Regions from separate parts of the Homo sapiens genome. Here regions 1, 3 and 4 are each linked to region 2. A link is an interaction called in ENCODE POLR2A ChIA-PET data of the cell type or tissue named here. Cell type or tissue: HepG2. All regions are shown on one strand. Region 1 overlaps POU2AF1 (POU class 2 homeobox associating factor 1). Region 2 holds the start of LOC100132078 (a long non-coding RNA gene). Region 3 holds the start of LOC124902755 (a long non-coding RNA gene). Region 4 holds the start of POU2AF3 (POU class 2 homeobox associating factor 3).

Region 1 (5,000 bases), 58 kb before region 2:
AGTCCTGCCTTTGTGTGACATACCGTGACATTGGTGATGAGTGGCGGAGAGGCATAGGTCAACACTGAGGAGGGCCCCACCACCGTGTAGCTGGGGCACACGGGCTGCACATACATGTCAGCTGAGTAGGGGCAGCTGACAGCTTCATGGGGCACATACTCGGTGTAAGGTGTCCATGGGGCCAGGGGCTGCAGGGTGGCCGGGGTGGGCTGGGAGAGCCAGCCGGCACACAGGGCAGCCTCCTCTGTCACTGCAGACACAGAACCTTCCATGTCCAGGCAGGAAGGACCTGTGGGAAGAAGGAAATTACAGAACTTCAGATGCCACCCAGATGAGAGGCCTGGGGGCCACCAGGGCTACGGGGCACTCTTACCCACTGTGGTGTAGGTCGCCAGGGGCTGATGGGGCAGCACCACCTAGAGGGGAGAGGAGAAGACCAGGGTCAATGTTTAGCCCTCGTCAACCGGCCCTGTGCAGAGAACTTGCCCAGAGGGCCTCAGGGCAGGAGAATAGAAGATAGGAATCTCTCTGGTTAGAACAAAACATCCCACCCCGTATCCCAACCATCACCACCTACACTTGAGAGATTTGCGTTTCTATTTAGCAGGAAGTCTGTGCGCTCAGGGAGCTGGTGTCTTCTTCTTCTCAGGGGGGGCCCCCAACTCACACCAGGGTATGCAAGTCATTCGCTCACTCAGGCCTTGACAGTAGCTGTGTTCGGTGGGCCAGCTGAGCCGGCCCTGATCCCTCATCCCAGTTGCTCCACCCTAGCTCTATCCCTGGCAGCCTCCACCAAGGGACCTGCGCTCCTTCCTGCCTGATCCTTTTGGTCACCTCCCAAGCCATCTGCCTGCGCGCACACACATTCTCACACAAACACACACACTCTCTCACACACGTACTCTCTCACACACTCTCACACTCTCACACTCACACTCTCACACACTCACACACTCTCTCACACACACTCCCTCACACACATACTCTCTCACACACACGCTCACACTCTCACACTCACTCTCACACACACACACTCTCTCACACACATACATTCTCACACACTGACACATACACATTCTCTCTCACACTATCACACACTCACACACGCCATCACACACAAACACATACACACTCACATGCATACACTCACACACTCACACTCCCTCACACACACATACACTCTCACACACTGACGCAGATACACATTCTCTCTCACACTATCACACTCTCACACACTCTATCACACACAAACACATACACACACGCATACACATACTCACACACACATACACTCTCACACTATCCCTGACACACACATTCTCTTTCACACACACACACTCACACTCTCACACACACAAACTCTCACCGCCGTAGGTGCAGGTGCTGCCCCACTGCTGGCGTGGCCTCGCTTCCTCCTCAGCAGTTCCTTCACTGGCTCCTTCACACGGACGCCCTGGTATGGCCGGGCCGGGGCTGGGGCTTGCTCCGGAGCTGTGGCTGTGAAAAGCAATGTCCCTGGAGCCCATGGTCCTTCTCAGACGAGCCCCCACCCCAAAGTGCTCATTTCCTCATGGATCTGCCTGCTCCCCTAAGTCGTGCTTGAACACGGAGAACCACGTGACACTTCCTAGAATGCCTCTCCAGTATTGTCACTCCTCCTACTCCCAAACCTTCTGTGGGTCCCCTGCACCCAGACAACGAAGGCCCAGCTCCTTGTCCTAGAATTGGACAGTCTTCAGAATGAGATCCGAACCCATTTTTCTCACCACTTTGCACACTCCCTACTACACAAACCCTGTCTCCAACCAGAAGGTCTGTCTGTGTTCTCTACGTGTTCCTGCGTGTCTCACCTCCTCATCTGTGGTTGAGGTTTTCCGTGGTCAGAATTCCCTCTCACTTCTTCCAACCTCTTGATTCTTGCTGACACAAGACAAATGCAACCCTCCTGCCTGACCCCTGCAGCCTGAGTAATTTCCACATTCTACAGCTTCTCAAACATTTCCAGATCTGATTAGTATTCATCATAGGTGGCAGTAGAGGACAGCCATAAGAGCAGGGACTCTGAGCCAGATAGCACAGGCCTCAAATCCTGCCCCTGCCACCACCTTCCTGTGTGATCCTGGGCAAGTTACTAAACCTCTCTGTGCCTCTTAATCTTCAGTTTCTTTATCAAAGGAATATTGAGAGAAGTCACTTGATGTGGGAAATTGGTAGAACAGTATATGCCTCAAATAAATTCAGGTACAGGGTAGGCATTCAAAAAAATTCAGTCTATTATGTAATAGTTATTCTTTTTGATGGAAGTGTCTTATACCCACAACTAGATTATAAACGTCTCAAGGTGAGTTATTGTACCTTATTTCTCTATGTCTTCCCAGTGGCATGCCCATGCGTTTTAAGCTCAGTTGATACTTATTGATTAATCGATTGGGTGATTCTTTAAGACATGCTGCCATTTGTCTTCCCTTCACCTCTCCTACACCTTTAGGATTGAGGCAAGTGGCTCCCAGGTTCTCAGTGACTTTCAGGGCATGGGACAATTACCCAAGGGTGATCCTTGTACCCTGGGGCCAGACAGTGTCCACCTGCTGCTGAGGGAAGGTTTCCTTCCCCTCTTGCCATCAAAGCCAGGAAACCAAAGCATTGACCCAAATAAGAGCCAGTGCATAGGGCCCTTCCTGGCCTGGGAGAGCAACTGAAAAGCAGCCGTGGCTGGGAAGCAACAAGCTGCCCACCTAGACAGCCTGTGGCCTAGGGATCCTGGGCTCTCAGAGAGCAGGCCTGGGTCAGCCAAGAAACACTAGACCTTAGGACTTCCACAGGGAGCCCATTATTATCCACCGATAAGGGCCCCAGGGACCTGGGCTCTGAATCAAAGTCCCGGAAGCCTAGGTATCTGTTAAACCCGGATCTGCAGCACTGCCCTGGTTGAACTTTGCTCAGTAAATACCCAGCTGATAAGGTCCCATGCCTGACTCGGCACCAGACCTCCCTCCAGGCTCCAGCCACGAGCAAGGCCTGGCCTTGAAGCCCAGAAGGCAGAGAGAAGCTTGGGCAGAGGCAACAGGAAGTGGGAAATGAGTCCCAGGGGCAGATGTTGGGGGTCAGGAATCCCAGTATCTCAGGTGGACTTTAGACCCATCCTCCAAGGTCCCTCAGCTGGCCAGGTAGCAAATCAACCAGGAAATGATGCAATATACAGGTACAGGTCCTGCTCCAGGAAAGTCTGATTCTAGGGGGCTGATATAGGCCTAGGAATCTGTATGTATAAAAATCTCTCTTGGGAGGCTGAGGTGAGTGGATCACAAGGTCAGGAGATTAAGACCATCCTGACCAACATGGTGAAAGCCCATATTTACTGAAATACAAAAAATTAGCCAGATGTGGTGGCAGGCACCTGTAATCCCAGTTACTTGGGAGGCTGACTCAGGGGAATGGCTTGAACCTGGGAGGTGGAGGTTGCAGTGAGCTGAGATCACACCATTGCACTCCAGCCTGGCAACAGAGAGAGACTCTGTCTCAAAAAAAAAAAAAAAAAATCTGTCCAGTATTTCTGAAAATATACTGGGATTACAACTGCTGATAATCCATTCCTAATTTAACATAAGAATCTCCCGATAACATCCCAATAGGAGATTCATTATCCTTATTTTAACTTCCCCTGTCTGAACAAGAGATCTCTACTGGTATTCATTCATTTTTTCAAATATTTCTAGTGCCTAGGAGTACAGCACTGCACAGGACCCATGGAGCCCCCGCCCACGTGGATCTTGCAGTCTAACGGGGAAGACAAGCAACAAAAGTTACCAGCAGATGAATGTGTCACAACTTGTGAAATTCAGGCTGCTATAGGAGTGTCTAGCAGGGGAACCAGCCTGGTTCTGTGCCCCGGGGCCACCTGTGCGCCTCCACCTTTGCTCTGAACACCAATGACAGTAGACTTGAGAACCACACATACCTGTATTCAAATCTGGGCTGTCACTTACTGGTGGAAAGTTCTTAGATTTATTTAATGTCTCTGGGCTTCAATTTCCTCATTTGTAAAACGGGAATAATAATTCTTCTCTCACACAGTGGTTGTGAGGATTAACCAAAATAATACATGGGGAGCTCCAAAGGCCATGTCTGGCATAGGGTAGATGCTCAATACATGTGGTTTTAATTATCTTCCTTCTGGCCATTTCCACCTTCCTTTCGGGGGGATATTATCATGTCAGACAGCTCTTCCTCCTACTGAGGCTAACTTATGGTAACACATGCCATATTTCCCTCCATTACCTTCTAATGAAACTCACATTTCTTAGTCCATTTACAGCTGTCTCATCTATAAAGTGAAGATCATAATGGTATGTATGTTGTAGGGTAATTTAAGATTTGCATGTGAAGTGCTTGGAATAGAGTTTGGCACAGAGCATTTAATACATGTGAGCTCCGATTATCATGAGTATTAGTAGTAATATTCCCTTCCGAAATCTGAGGACAGATACCAGGTGTCCCCCTAGGTCTGAAGGGACTTCTCATTCCTTCAGCTATTTCTAAATGACATGGTTTTAGTCTCCCCACCTTCCTTCTGGGTGAGTCACTCTTGCACAAGTTCCATTTGCCACTTTCCCTACTGCTGGGTGGTGCCCAGCGATGACCACAGGCCCCAGGTACAATCTGACGTGTCAGCGAACAGGGCACCTGCCCTGCCACACTCAACTCACTCTTTCTCAGGGTCACCCCATGGCCACGTCAGCATTTTTGGTTTTAATCTTTATGAGTACATAGTCAGTGTATATATTTATGGGGTACACAAGATATTTGGATACGGGCATGCAATGCACACTCATCACATCAGGGTAAATAAAGCACCCATCCCCTCAAGCATTTGTCACCTCTTTGTGTTATAAACAATCCAATTATACTTTTAGTTATTTTTAAGTGTACCATAAATTATTGTTGACTATAGTCACCCTGTTGTGCTGTCAAATACTGGATCATATTCATTCTATCTAACT
Region 2 (5,000 bases):
ACCATTCACTTTCAAACCAATGTTTACTGAGAAGTCAGAGGAAGTGAATATAAAAGATAGGGCTTGCAAAGACAGAGGGCAAAAGAATTGGAGATTTCTTCTTCTATTTGAAAGCATCATGCCCTCCTGACCTAGGTCCCAGAGACCAGGCTAGAGAGAGAAAGAGAGACACTGAGGTTCCTGGTGTATCTCCTGATGTGCAAAATGGCAGGAGGAGGAGGCTGGTATTGCTTATGGCCCCACGTGACCTAAGGATGGCCTTTCCCAATGGTGAGCCCAACAGCCTCCCAGAGAATCAGGCCTCCAGAGCAGAGCTGGGAGGGGAAGACATGGCAGCCCTGGAGGCTGGGCCTACGGGGTGGGGGAAAATTAGAGGAGCCAGAGACCCACAGTTTAGAAATACAGTGGAGGTCAGGTGCAGTGGCTCATGCCTGTAATCTCAACACTTTGCAAGCCTGAGACAGGAGGATCCTTTGAGCTCAGGAGTCTGCCATCAGACTGGACAATATAGCAAGACTGTCTCTACTAAAAATCAAGAAAAAAAAATAGCTGGGTGCAGTGGCACACACCTATAGTCCCAGGTACTCGGGAGGCTGAGGCAGGAGGATCACTCGAGCCTAGGAGGTCGAGGCTGCAGGGAGCCAAGATCACACCACTGCACTCCAGCCTGGGCAACAGAGTGAGACCTTGTCTGAAAAAAGAAAAGAAAAGAAATACAGTGGAACATGGCAGCTCCTTTGTTGTTAAGTTCCAGGATATTTTTCATTCTGGGCAGCCTAAGGTGTCTTTAGCTGTTAAGGAGAAAGAGCTTGGAGGATGTGGGGAAGGGAAAGCTGGGGTACTACTGAGGGTTGAGCCTGATAGGGGGATGGAGTTGCCTGGACTGAATTTTCAGGGCCTTCATCAGTTCCTTTTCTGTCCCCTGGAAAACAAACTGGGCCTCTCTTCCTCTCTCTCCCTCTCTTTCTCTCTCTCTCCCTCTCTCGTTTTCTCACTCTGGCTCACACACACACACCTTTTCTTGATTAGATCGTTACATTCAATCCTAGGTAGGTGTGCCTCTAATTTCGGGTCCCCAAGCATACACACCCCAGACCTCAGGGGACTTTGGCTTCCTGAGGTCAGGTCGGAGCACAAACAGATCTGAAACGCCGTTAGTCACATCATGGAAGGGAGTGAGTTGGGTGCTTCAGGTAGATCCAGAGTACACCTTGGCTCTCACTCGTTATTATTTCTTAACAGTGTGAAACCCCCAGGACATCCCGACAGCGTCTGTCCTGGGTGGGCCAATGTGAGCAGAGAGCACGGGCTTTGAGGCTGGAGCCCCTGCATTTGTATTCTGGCTCCACCGCCTACCCTGTCACCGTGAGAAAGCGGTTTGACTTCTCTCAATCTCCTTTTCCCCTAGGTAGGAAAGGGACAGTAATGGTCCTTAGTAGGACTGAATGAGATACTGTGTAGGCCCAGCACGGTGCCTGAGCAGATGAAAAACTCAATAACTCATAGTCATTCTTACTTTTAACAGCACTTCCATTATCATTGTTATCCTCCAGGTCAGGAGCCACGCTGGGCCTGCGGTGAATTTTCTTAGAGTAGATTTTTAAGGGAGCCGGTCCCCAGCTCTTTCCAGAATCCCCAGAAGCTATTAAGGTTGTCTGTGTACATCCAGTTTGCCATGTTTAGTTAAACTTTGAGGGACTCACGCCCCAGTGCAGCCCACGGGGTTTTTGCAGAGCTGATGACTAATATTTTGTAGAGAGTCTGATGACTCCAATACACCTGCCTTATGTCCCTGGGTCTGAAACAGCTTTCTTAATAGACTGAGAGATTCACTACAAGGACTCTCCTTTGTCAACATTTTACCAGCCCTGATGAAGGATTAAAAATTATGTTAACCAGCAGTTCTGACTTGGCTTCTGTCAGTCACAGCTTCGCATGGCTGCACTTGCTTCTCTCTTCCTCTTCCTCTTCCTGTCCCCTCTTTGCTGATCTGGACTCAGCCTGGTATTCTTGTCACAAGGTCATCGCCTAGGTGAGCTCAGCTCAGCGTGAAACAAAACAGCTCATCTGAAGGCACCACACAGTCCGTACTGGGAGGAGGGGACCCTCCTCAATCCCCTGCCTTCTCACAAGTGGGCTCTTTTGGTTCCATCTTGCAAAAGCTGGGCAGAAAGAATTTTAATCTGAGCTCTCGGAGCCCTTGGACACAGGGACAGCATGAACTGCCCCTAATTCCTTGGGTGCTGGGTGGTCTGCAATCACTCCCTCATAGCACTGTCTGAGGGCTGACCACTCAGCTTGCAAAGATATCTAGGCACAATTTGTTTTCAAAAGGCTTGCATGTTTGTTATTTTTTGAACTTTGGCTTTAGATCAGTTTGGGTGTTCTCCAGAGAACAGCCACTCTGCTTCGGCATTGAAGCGTTCTCTCACTCACGCTCTCCTCCCTACTCCCAAGTGTCTTGAATCACTGCTGCATTGCAGGTTCATGCATCTGGACTGTTTTCATGTTCTTGGGGCATGGCGTCTATTTTATAAACACACGGTCAGTTTACACTGCCTGGGAACTTAGGGGATTTCCTCTCTGTGGGAAACAGCTGTGAGGAGCTTGACCAAACTTGGCTTTGTGGAGAGTAAGACGTCGCCTCTGATCATCCACGTGGGGCAGCTGCACTGGCTGTGTTCCTGTTGTTATGCCTGAGGATTCTCCTAGAAATCTAAGCTAAGAAGGGAAGCTCATTATGCTCTCCTCCCTGGTTTCCAGTTTAGTTGTTCATGAGTGATTTTGCATATCATAAAACCCCATGTCTGTTCACCTTCACGCCGTCTGCCAGCAGCACCTTAAGCCATCTGACTGCTGTGGGACCTCTGAGGCCACAGAATTATGGCATCATGAAGCTGGAAGGGACTTTAAGAGAGCCATTCGCCCAACACATTAGATGAGCACTTATTATGTGCAAAGTGCTGTGCTAGATGCCATGGGTGAAGGAAGGTGAGAAAGACCCAGCCTCTGTCCTCAAAGAACTGACAGACTTTAGGCTTGGCCATCATCATCACAAAGCATTCTGTGACCTTCTTCTTCAGGTGGGCTCAAGGTGTCCTCCTTAGTTCATGCCCCCTGCTGAGCACTATCACAGCACCTCCTATGCTGCAGTGAAGTGATCCTCATGTCTGTCTTCCGCATAGAATGTGAGCTTCCAGAGGGCGGGACCAACGATGCTGGGTGACATGGAGATTCTGCAGCGCCTATCATAAGGTTTTCATAAAGGGGAAATAAGATTAAGAGTAGAAACACTCTATTTACTAGCTACTTAGGCTAACCACCAAAACCAGAGGAGGTTGGTAGCTCCCTGAAGCAGAAAGAACTAGAGAAGCCAAAGGGATACCACCAACCTTGAGAGTCCATGAAGAAGCTGGGAAAACCGGAAGCATCTAAGCCACCGTTCTCTTGGCCCTTCTGCAAACCCTCTCTGCCACGTCTGCAGGAGTTTGTTTTAGTTCACTAGGGCTGCCAAAACAAAGTACTGACTGGATGGCTTAAAGAACAGAAATTTACTTCCTCACCATTGTGGAGACTGCAAGTCCAAGGTCAAGGTGTCAGCGGGGTTGTTTCTTCTGGGAGCTCCTCTCCTTGGCTTCCAGATGGCCGCCTTCTCTCTTTGTCTTCATATGGTCTTCCCTCTATACCTATCTGTGTCCTAATCTCTTCTCATAAGGACACCAGTCATATTGGATTAGGGCCTACTCATATGACCTCATTTTACCTAAATAACCTCCTTAAAGACCTTATCTCCAAATAGAGTCATATCCTGAGGTACTGGGGATTAGGAAGTCAACCTATAAACTTGGAGGAGAAGAAGGAGGCTGCACAATTCAGCCCATGACAGAAGTTAACACTGATGCTCAGAGAAGTGCCAGTGAGTCCCTGATAAAAGCTACAGCCAATCAGTTCAGGAACCAAGAATTAGGCCTGTAACTGCCTTCCTTCTTGGCTGACTGACAACCCTAGAGATACAAAGCTTCATCCAGCACTGGTAACCGAACTTAACTCTATTTTGCCACCACCACTTCCTGTACGTGCCCCTCGCCCCTTGGCCTCCCCACAGCACTGGTGCTACCTGAGGTGTCTGTATTTGAGCCAAAGGCAAGAGAAGGTGTCAATACGGAAGAGAGAAAGAAACATGTCTCCCTTGGGACTAGGGTGGGAAATGACAAGGATGGAGGCAACTTCCAAGGAGAACCACTGGCTCGCTTCCCAAGCTCATAAGCAGAACATAGAAAAAAGGTCCAAATGCCCTGGCTAGATGGAAGAGAGCCAAGCCACCAGCAAGTACCAGCAGCGGGTCTCTGACTGCCAGCCAAGGCCATGGCGCTGCCAGACAGGAACTGACATGGAGCAGAGAGAGAGGCCTGGCAGCGGGATGGCTTCACCCTCCACACAGCTTTTGCTGTTGGCTTCTGCAGGGTCATGAGTCCTCAGCAGCCTCAGTTCCCAGAGTCACTCTTCACTATTGGGTGCCAGTTGGCTAAGTGCCATATTGGAAAAAGAGTACGGGATGTGAGCTTCTAGATGAACCAACCCATTATAATCAGACTTGGCTTAGTTTGGCCACACATTGCCAAGACAGGAGGGAGGTGTTGCTGACTCAGCACCAGGCACCCAAGGACAGGCAGGTCCAGAAGTGGCTTGAGGTAAAGGAATCTACAATGGACAACTGTAGTGTCCTAGAGATGCCTAGGGTCCAGCCATTAAGCTGTAGTCCAGTTCTCTCGGCAAAGGAAAGTTCACAGTCTATCTTCTCAGCTGCCCCTGAATCCAAGTCTCAAGGTGCAAAGTCCTGGAGGACTTGCAGACACCAGCTGCTGGCTTGTCCAGGAGATATTAAAGTTTCCTTTAAAATCATCCCAGCAGTCCAGATGACCTGCTCTTCAACCTCATCCTGAAATTGCATCCACAGCAGGGTAGACCAATCTGAGCAGCCAGCTCTGGAAGTGAAACTG
Region 3 (5,000 bases), 83 kb before region 2:
ATTATTCCTTTCCTGGCATTGCCTTAATGGCCTAAAACCCTGTGCATTTGCCACACAGAATGTTAAAGGGGTTCGGGTTTAAAAGTTAGAGTAGTTCAAAGGCAAAAACATAAAAAGAATTTCTTGTGAATTTATAATTTTCATAAAAAGGTAATGAATATCCATGCTGTCCATGTATTCTGCCTCCCGTAGGCTGGACTGAAGATAACTCAAGGTCAATGTCATGGCTTGTGGCTTATCGTTCTGCTCTGAATTTGGCTGGGTATCAAAGCCCTGTCATCCAAACCTCCCTCCAGAGGATAACACCTGAGTCTATCCCAGGTGTAGGCTTGCTGTCCCTAAAGATTTTCCAGGGAAGACAGCCCAACCCTTCCCTGTCTTCATTTTCTCCCCGCCTAGCTAATGATTGTTGTTGTCAAGTGCTTTGTATGAACATGGCCATATGCTATAAGCTGCTCAAAAATCATCTCAACTAATCCTCACAATGGCCCTCTGAGTTATTGAGATTGTGGTCTCTATTTTGCAGGTGTAAACACTGAGGCCCATAGAGGTCATCACCTGCCCAACTGGACAGCTGTGAAGCCACAGCTCACACCACTTGCTGCATCCTCCTGCAATTTCAGCACACTTTCTCTTGTGCTGCTCTCCCTGGAAAGACAGTGCTTTTCCCCAACACGTATGTAACAATTCTTACAAAGCTATTGATTAGTGAAGCCACTTTAGAGGATCATTTGTCAATGTCTATAAAAATTAAAAATTTGCATACTCTATCACACAGCAATTCCACCGGCATCGCCCTAGAAAAATACTCACAAAGAACACGGGGAGCTATGTCTAAGGATCTTCAATGAAGTATTGTTATAATGGACATTTAGTTACAACTTAAATGTTCACCAACTGGGTGAACATTTCCACTGACTGGGGAATGACCAGAAACAGAAAACAGAGAACTATGCTGTATAACCATCACATGAAATTCTGGGCAGCGGTAGAAAGGAATGAATGAATCTGCTCATGCTTACATGAAAAGAGACATATTGTGAAGTGAAGGAAGTTTCAGAATGAAGTTTACAAGTATGATTCCACATGTTACAGAACAACAAGAGATGTGGGTGTTTTGTATGCAGACATATACATGTATGTAAACGTATAGGAAAAGGTCTGAAATTACGCAAGCCAAACTGATAACAAAATTACCCATTGAGAAGGGGAAAGTGGTAGAAAAGAGAGAATGCTGATCAAGGGGATTCTAGCCTTATCTGAGCTGTTTGAATTGTTTCACAAGAATAATGTATTCATGTGTTACTTGTGTGCTTATAATAAATCTAAAATAAGTTTGTCCTAATTCTTTACAGTAGAGAAATGGTGGCATTTGGTGATCAAGGATGCAGTGTGGACTCAGACAGGCCTTAGCTTCCATCCCAGCTTGGCTACTCGAGAGCTGTGTGACTGTACATAAGCTACTTAAACTTTCTGTATCTCTTTAGCCTCTTCTATAGAATGAAGTTGATGACAATACCTCAGAAGATGTAGTGAGGAATTAAATGAGGTAATGCCTAAAGCTCTTATCCCTATGCCTAGAGCATAATAAGCAATCGGTCATTATTGGGAGCTTTCATTGCTCCCAAAGTCCTGTGAGGAACTGTGATTTGGGTGACTGTGCTGGAGGAGATCTGTCAGGAAGTACTAAATAGTCCAATCCACCTCCAGGACTTCTATCAGGGGATATCAAGAGCTCATTCCTGCCCAGCACCCTATACACACACCCAAGGGGAGAAATGGGAGGGCAAGTGACATCCAGGAGGAAAGCTGGGTGGGAACCAAGGACGATGTGCTTGTGTGTTGAGGTCAGAGGATGCTATGGAGTAGGCCACAGAAGCCAGGACTCAGCTGCTCAGGGTCCACCATCCTGTCACCAGTGCAGCAGAGCCCAGGAATCCCCTCAGATCTGAGGGCAGATCAGCCCTAGGGAAACCAAATCCCTAGGATGAGTCATTGGGAAATAGAAAGGGGCAAGACCCCGGCTTGGCTGAGCCTGCTGAGCGCTGGCTGAGCAGAGAAGGTAGACAGAGCAGCAGGGGCAATAAGAAAGGGCCTGGGAACATCCAATTCAGAAAACGGGGGTTTTTCCCAAAGAGTAAGGGCTAGAGCTCCCACCTTTGTCCCTTACAGCCAAGCACAGACACAAAGCACCAGCATTGCTGTGAAAGATGCAGGAGCCTGGGAGGTGCTATCCAGCATGGCATATTCATCCAAATTCCTGGGATTGACTGTGGGATAAATAACTATGTCATGTTGCCCTTACAGCACGGGCCAGGGGCCTAACACTTTCCTTGGCACTCCTCCAGAGTCTGCAAACACAGGCCTGAGTGCTGCCTTTACAGAGCCGAATCCTGTGCATCTTGATTAAATATTGACAATAGCTCTACCTGCCTTATCTTGATCCAGTGGAAACCCAGTCCCCGGGGAGCTGTGCAGGGCAGGATTTACCTCCCACACCAGAGCCACAGATGTCCTCCTGAACCAGCTCAGCAAACACACTGCTCTGAGGCACAAAATCCGCATCTGTGCTCCTCAGCAAAATACGTTTTATGACTAGTTAGACCCTAAAATAAAAGTCTTCTTTAGTCATCTGGGTTTGGGTTGGGAGGTGATATTCCTGTGGAACTTAATAAATCAATCATTAACTTTCTGCCAGTGGGCTAACTTGTAAGTGGGAAAGTAGGGACTGGGAGTGGGTAGAAGGCTGGATCATCAGGCTTCCCGGTGTCTGAGGCTGCCGACAAAATCCAAGCCTATCAGCCCAGAGATCAGTGGGGCCAGCCCAGAGGTCAGAGGGAGTCTAAGAGTCCCAGGCCTCTAGCAAAAGACAGGCTTGAAGTGAAGTTACAAAGGGGCAAAGGTTATCCTCAGCTTCCAGCTGGTGCCTTTGGACCTTTCAGTGACATCCAGGACCTGGGCCTCTTCGCTGTGCTTTCCCTGAGAGCATTCCAGATCCCTGAATATTCAAGGGAAAACACAGTGAATGGGTTTAGGATGGTCAAGACTCCTGTCCTCCCTTCCTCTAAAGGGGCAGGATTGGAATAGGAGTTTCTCCCTGGAGATGCGGCGAGGAGTCCCTATATCCTAGGCTGCCTTATTAACAGAGAGCTTCGAGATCTTCTTCACAAAGAGGGCTTCTCATGGTAGAGAGCACTCCAGCTAAGGAGGGGCAAATGTTCAGAAAGGTGATGAGCTTTGGCCCTTTTAACTCCCTCTGCAGGCATAAGCCAAGGTTTCTGCTGCACCTGGCAAAGAAGTGAATCAGATCAGAAGCACAAATGCACGGAACTGAGTTTTCTGCCTGGACAGTGTCCTAAGACTCTCTGGCAAGATCTCTGGTTTAACGACTTCCTGTACTTTCTTCATCATTTCGCCAGACAGCAGATCTCCTGAGGGCATGGGGATCCCTATGTAAGTGGAAACCCTGATCACCCCCAGTGGAATTCCAGAGTTTAGAAAGGTGGCGGCCACATCTCCCTAGAACACAGTAGACAGTTTTCTGTTCAGGGGAGAGCACATTGGCATCAAATCCCGCAGGCTTCATAGAGAAATCCCTAAGAAAGCAGGTTTTCCTCCTCATTGTCATCACAGCCACCCATCATGCAAAACATCAGGTCCTAGGCTGAGTGCTTTGCATGCACGTTCCCATTTAATCTTCATCATAATCTCTTAAGGACCCATCTTATAAATGGGGAAACTGGGGCAGACGGGTACCAAGCAACTTGTCCTTGGTCACAGATCTACTAAGTGATAGAACCAGACTTTGAAGCTAGATCTGTCTGACCTCATAGGTCATGCTCACCATAACCAGTCACAGACTCCGAGCCAGAACGCTGAGGTTGCTATAGGAGGGAATAACTTAATATCTGCTAAATACTTTCAACAGTGCTTAACACATAGTAAGCCCTATATAAGTGCTTATTAAATAATTAGAGGCTTTGTAGGACAACAGAAGTTGACTTTGCACACCTGTGTGGCTGGGATAAACCCTATGAAAATGAATACAATGGGGCAAGACTGAAGAGCCCCTCAGCCCTTTGTGCCTTACTCCTGACCTTACTCCTAACCCTATCTGTTGAGAAGGTGGTGATAGTCACCTCTAGCATAATTCTCACCCCAACATAGGAAGTTCTGTATGGACTTTTGCTGTCTGTCCCCTGGGCTGGAGGATCTGCAAGAGCTCCCAAGAGTGATCTGCAAGGGCTCCCAGGAGTGGCCCAGCCAAACCCCTTAGTCTCAGAGGCTAACACAGCTGGAGCTCATTTGCATTGGAATTGCAGGGCACTGCATCATCCAGGAGATAAGTCTGCATTATGCAAGTTACTTGTGCCAATTCTCCAGAAATTACTGAGCCACAGGGGGATTGCCTAACTGCTTAACCCTTTCCATCCAACTATAGAGCAAAAATAGACACCACTGGTCAATGCAAAGAGTCTTCCCCAGACGTGACAACTTGATGAGCAGAGAATGACCACTCAGGACTGGTGTGACCAGTGCACACCTCTCCCAGCAGGTTTGTTCTTGCCCCACAGGGTCTAAAACCCAGCCCCTCCCTATACACACCTTCTAAAGGGGAGTGAGTTGCCTCCTGGGGATGCTCAAGGTTCACTGGAAGGGGAAGGATTTCTTCAACAGGCTTTGGGAGTTCAGAGTCATTTACTCTGGCCATATTGGGTTGGCGGGTAGCTCTCAGATAAAGTGGTATTTGAACTGGTCATTAGATGTGAGTCAATGAGGAGAAAAAGGGCATGTCAAAAACATAGGAGCAGAAGATCACAGCTTATCTTAGGAACAGCAGATTGCAGAAGCGTAGATTATAGCATTGGACTAGGTGGCAAATGAAAGCAAAATACAATTTTGTTAGATAAATCACCATAATGAAGCTAAGAATATCTAATAAAATCACAAGTGCATGCCTATGAGTTATGAAACTCACCATTTGAACAAAAAACAAACAA
Region 4 (5,000 bases), 120 kb before region 2:
AAGAAAAGAAGTAATGGAAGACGCTATGAGGACAAGAGACCATCCCTAGATTCCAAGCTGCTTGGTTCACTGTTCCTTCAGAGGGGGCAAGGCCTAGGCACAGCGAGGAAGAAGGCATGCAGGGAGGGGAGGTGCCATCTCCACCCCCATTGTCCTTCCCCTCCTCAGGTCTGGTCCATCAGGGAAACCTAGGACACAGGCTCAGGGGCATTTGTAGAAAGAAGTTCCAGAAGCTGTCAGATTTCAATACATCCATCCTGCCCTCCACTGCCAGGTGCCACCTCAGGTGTTCCCAGGCCTGCTCCTCTCCCCCAGAGATGTGGCTTCAGCTGCCAAGCAATTCCTATCAGTCTTGTCATTCTCAGTTGCCCTTTCCCTAAGCTCTGTGTGTTTCCCTCTGTATTTGACACATTTGGGGGCACCCCAATCTTTTTCTTGAGGCCTCTGGGGCTAAACTACACTTTTTGCATTTCTGAGAACTCAGAGAATAAACAGCAGAGGCCTAAAACCATGGACTGGTCTTGAATCCTGGAAATATCTTGGTTATTTGCAAAAGGAACCTCACCATGCCTCTCTCTTCTCTTGCTGTCCCCTTCTGTGGAGGGGGCGGGTGGCTATGAGAGGACTTGGCCTGGCACTCTCTCCCTCTGTGGACCATTCCTGTCTCCTCACCTTCCAAATCACATGGAAGAGGCACAGTAAGTACTCACAGAAGATGACCCAGTAGAATCCCAAGTCATTAGTGAGGGGCTTGGGCCTGGACCAAGGGGGAAGCCTGATCCCAAGTCCCTCCCCCTTCTCACCCCAATGGGAGAAGGCTTGAACCTAAGTCCACATCCTTTCAGTTAAAATGAGCAGGAGCCAAACTTGTCATTGTTTCCTAACATGTGCTCCTACAGCAAAAAGGCAGGGGTGGCTCTAGAAGGCGAAAAAGCAAAGAGGGCACTTCGCAGTGCGGTGGTGAAACCCAGAGTCAGAAAGTCTCCAGAGGATGAGGCTCCTGGCATCCCCAGCTCTGTGGGGAGGAGGAAAGGGTCTTAATGGGCAGTCATTCTGAGCAGAAACCCCAGTGTCGGGCCCAGGAAGAGCGGGATGAAAGGGGGAGGGAAGCCCGCTGGTAGCCAGGCGGAGCCAGAAAAATAGGAGGTGCAGAGCGAAGGCCTCTGCTAGGCCGCTGGCCTGCCACCTGGGCCCAGAGCGACTTCTTGCTGTGCCACACCCACTAGCTGCCATGTTCATTCCTCAAAACCTGAGATTTCCCCTCAAAACACAGATGGGGGATGCGGGAATCAGTCTGGCCAGCCAGTCTGGCTCCGGTGTTCATGGCCAGGGCAGCCTAAGTCACTCATGGCTTCTTAGCTGCCCTGAAGGCTGAAATACAGAGCATCTTTGAGGACATCTGCTCTATCTGTGGGAAGGAGGACAAAATGCTCAAACTATAATAAAAGCAAGGGCCAGGACCCAAAGGGGTCTCACTCCCTGTTTCTCTGGACTCTCTGTGGGGTGCCTGTGTGCAGGATTTCTGCAGAAGATAGTCCATTTTGTTAAGCCTTTGAATATTCAAATTGAAAGTATCGCGCAATCATTGATTGTCAAATCATGGGTTTCTAGAGGTTTTAAATACTTGGCATGAGGGGGAAAAAACTCAAACCTATACCCGAAGGTATAAAACATTAATTCTGTTTGTCTCCTGTTCCAGGGACCTGGGTGCAGCCGGATGCTTTGTGAAATTTTAAAAATGTTGCATCTCTGCTTCTCTCCCTGCCCCAGGAGCCCTCCCAGGCGCTGAGTCCCTGCTGCTGCAGCATCCAGCCACCGACCCAGCTCCTGCTGACCACGATGTCGGGTAACTCGGCTGCTTCTCCTAGGGTCGGGTCAGGCGGGCCAGGGGCATTTCAATCCGGGTGTGTTTCCACGGCTTTTCCTGCATAGAACAGAGAGGCACAAAGTCAAGGCATGCGAGTAAGGGCCGGGGATCCGGAGAGGACGCGAGCCACGCTGTGGCCGCTCCCACTCAGCGCCTGTCCCGGAGGGCAGAGGCCCAGAGGCCGAGTTGGCCGCTCCGGACGTCCGCGTACCCCAGGCCCCCGCCCGCCCTCCCACGTATCCACTGTTGTGTCCTGAGACACGCGGTGCGGACCCTGCGCGCCCAGAAGCTGCTACGGGGGGAGCTAGAGGCTCACAGTGAGCCTGGGACGGGGGCAGAGCGCACCGACTGCACTGAGCCGAGCTGTGGCGGTCCCTGCGCGGACCCCGAGGGGCGCCCGCTGCCCGCGGAGTCCGGAGCCGATCGGGGAACGGGGTGGTGGGGCTGCGGTAGGCTGGAGCGCGGAGAGGGCGCGGCGCCTGGGCCCTGCGGGCGGGGCACGGGATTCCCTGGGTCCGGGCTAGGAAGAGCGCAATCTCCTTTCCTGGGGAGACCCTAACTCCTGGAACCCGGCTTGAGGGGGATCCCTGCTGTCCAGCTGCGGTCCCCGCAGTGACCAGGCGAGGCGCTGGCATCCTGGCACTATCTCCAGGCGTCCAGGCTGAACGCGCGGTCACCCTCGGCCGCCGCACCCAGCGCACTTCCCGGCGCGATTCCTGGACGCACACTGCAGGGTAGTGGTCAGGGCCGGAGCCGCCCCGGACTCCTGCGGCCACCTCCACCTTGAAAGCTCGCCCGGCTCGGCTTGGCCTAACAGCCAGTCCCCAACCTACTCACTGCGGCTTTTCGGGGCCCGGGGCTGAGGCTGCCCCTGCTCCCAGCGCTCAGGGGTCCCTCCCAGCGAACCCCTCTTGAGCGCGCCCGCCACCTCCCGCGAGCCGGGGCAGTCCGACCGGGCCCCGCCAGCCCCGGGGCGGCCCCTACCGAAGGGCGGCCTCCCGGCGGAGTGCAGGGTCATCGGGAGCCCCGGACGGCTTTCCCCAGCTCGCGCTGCGCGGACTCGCCCCGGAGCCTCAGTGCGCCTCGGAGAAACGCCTGCCCCAGAAAGGGAGGGGGTAGGGAGAGAGGGGAAGAAGGGGAGAGTAGGAGCGGGGGCGAAGGAGGGAGGAGGGCAAGATGGAGCGCGGAAAAGGCGGAGAAAAGGGACGAGGGAGAGCGGGCAGAAGGCAAAGACAGAAGGGAGCGAGGGAGGGAGTTCCTCGGGCCTGGCCCCTTTACTAGGTCAGTCTGGCAGGTACCTCGCCGGCCCAGGACGGGGCTGGCCAAACCTCACCGCTTGCTCCCGGGCTGGCTTCCAGACCAAGGGCACGCAGAGGTCGGAGCCTGCCCAGAAGCCACACCTGGCCAGGCGGAGAAGGAAGGGACTCGGGACTTCCATGCTAGTGGGAACATCACAGTGGGGTGGGCTACGTCAGCCGCCATAATCAGAGAAAGCCCCCTGCCCCAGGCCTGGCCCCTCCCCAGGTCCATAATACCCTCTCTCTCGGCTGTCTGGGTCTGAAAGCCAAGGTTCCCCCGACCTAATCAGAGTGGTGGGCTCCGCTGCACTGGTCTCCATATTCCAGAGCAGAAAAACCCGTTTGCTATTGGCCTAGGACTGAGGCCCAGCCAGGGGTGGATGGCCCCACAAATTTCCACGGATTCTTTTCCTACTGGGGCTCTGAAACCTGCTCAGCTACTCTTCATTCTTTCAAGTTTGAAATGTTTGGGTTTTTACCATCCTTTGACATTTTTTGTGTGTGTTCTCCGAACTTAGAAACTTGGCTTTGGGTGCCATAGCCTATAAAAGGGGCCCCCACTCTGCACCCTGGCACCCAGACCTTGGACTCGACCACTGACTCAGTTGCCTTTCTCCAGAAAAACCGAAGGTGTATCAAGGTGTCCGAGTGAAGATCACAGTGAAGGAGCTGCTGCAGCAAAGACGGGCACACCAGGCGGCCTCCGGGGGAACCGTAAGCATAAGCCCTTCCCTCATTCCCCAGCCCATGCCAGGCCTCTTTCAAAGCTGTGTCTGCAAGGTGTGGAGGCCACTCAAGGCCCCACGCACTCACCATTCCCAGACCTGGCCTTCCTCTGCTGTTCCTATGACTTCTGTACCCAGCTGCATCCCAATCGGGAAGCTACAGAGGACAGCTGGGGCATGTTGTGGGGCTCAGGATTTGGGGGAGCCCATCCATCCCCCATGGGTGAAAGTAAAGTATAAAAAGTGCGTTGGTCCTCTGCAGGGGGAGGAGCGGCCAGCAGGTAAGTATACATCGTTTTGTTAGGAAGACAGTGGATATATGTACAGCCCTTGCAGACCCATAGAAAATCTCTCCCAGAAATTCACCTCATTTTAGGGGCCCCTTCCAGGATAGCATCTGTGTGGAACATCCTCCCTTCCCTCCTCATTCTTCTGGAACTCACCCTCTGAGATCATTTATCTGTAAATCATCAGTTACCTAAAGTATCTAGCAGAAAAGGGCCCTGTCTCTGCAGAAGAGACAGCTGGAGTACAGGACCACTTCCCTAAAATGTATCAACACCTTAAGCAGTTTCAGGTTATTACAAAATTGAACTGAGCAGTCATAAGGGTATACCCTGACACTTTATACACCTTCCTACGGTAAGTACTGCCAAAGGCACTCAGGGCAGCAACAGAACCAAATAAACTAGGTGGGGTTATTGCCCAAGAGAGGGCAGCTCATCCCTAAAAAGCCTCAATCATACAATTGCTTGGGGGTTGGTTTGGGTGTGAACATAGGATCTGACAGCTGGGGCTCATATTGCCTCTGTTAGGATTGGTCCTTCTCCAGCCCATTGGCATCTGCCCCACAACAGTTTTTGTGCCTGATGCTGTTCATGTGCAATGTGTGACTTCATGAAATAGGCCTTTGACAGCGGGACTTCTTGAAATGGGAGGGGGCAAATGATGTAGGGGAGGTAAACACAGGTTCCAGAACCAGATGGACTGGGCTCAGATCTCAGTTCCTCCATGGTGTGTATCCTCAAGCAAATTACCCAATTCCTCTTGCCTCTGTTTATTCGTCTTCAAATTGGGGATGATAGGATTTTGTGAGGGTTAATCGAGTTA

What was found. ChIA-PET counts read pairs that join two places held together with the same protein. Peaks named below come from ENCODE experiments on the same cell type or tissue, not always from the same donor. Only the 100,000 strongest peaks of a DNase experiment are listed, where the experiment ranks them.
Region 1: POLR2A ChIA-PET joins it to region 2 with 15 read pairs; 8 of 35 experiments call an interaction of 5 or more read pairs at or near these places.
Region 3: POLR2A ChIA-PET joins it to region 2 with 22 read pairs; 2 of 35 experiments call an interaction of 5 or more read pairs at or near these places.
Region 4: POLR2A ChIA-PET joins it to region 2 with 15 read pairs; 9 of 35 experiments call an interaction of 5 or more read pairs at or near these places.

The regions. Positions count from the first base shown.
Region 1 is chr11:111,357,422-111,362,421 of GRCh38, forward strand. POU2AF1 (POU class 2 homeobox associating factor 1) reads right to left here. Exons shown (of 5, transcript NM_006235.3): 2 at 1,367-1,497; 3 at 374-416; 4 at 24-289. Among named protein-coding and RNA genes, the nearest start is that of MIR4491, 12 kb to the left of the region's middle. RefSeq lists enhancers at 256-1,102, 1,863-2,157. In HepG2, CTCF peaks have their summits at 411 (motif pointing left) and 2,044; DNase peaks (open chromatin) are centred at 430, 2,010 and 2,930.
Region 2 is chr11:111,415,350-111,420,349 of GRCh38, forward strand. It overlaps LOC100132078 (a long non-coding RNA gene), which reads right to left and starts at 2,837. Exons shown (of 4, transcript NR_046085.1): 1 at 1,016-2,837; 2 at 570-691. It also overlaps a transcript of BTG4 not described here. RefSeq lists a silencer at 1,193-1,242 and enhancers at 1,463-1,532, 2,583-2,692. In HepG2, no CTCF peak of the experiment used is centred here; a DNase peak (open chromatin) is centred at 2,012.
Region 3 is chr11:111,332,451-111,337,450 of GRCh38, forward strand. It overlaps LOC124902755 (a long non-coding RNA gene), which reads left to right and starts at 527. Exons shown (of 2, transcript XR_007062890.1): 1 at 527-676; 2 at 779-1,345. In HepG2, no CTCF peak of the experiment used is centred here; DNase peaks (open chromatin) are centred at 2,371, 2,811 and 4,331; H3K4me3 peaks cover 1,708 bases.
Region 4 is chr11:111,296,743-111,301,742 of GRCh38, forward strand. POU2AF3 (POU class 2 homeobox associating factor 3) reads left to right here and starts at 1,804. Exons shown (of 5, transcript NM_001271458.2): 1 at 1,804-1,846; 2 at 3,785-3,879. The coding sequence starts at 1,840. COLCA1 (colorectal cancer associated 1) reads right to left here. Exons shown (of 2, transcript NR_169237.1): 2 at 1-1,924. RefSeq lists a silencer at 2,744-2,943. In HepG2, a CTCF peak has its summit at 2,507; a DNase peak (open chromatin) is centred at 2,539; H3K4me3 peaks cover 2,445 bases.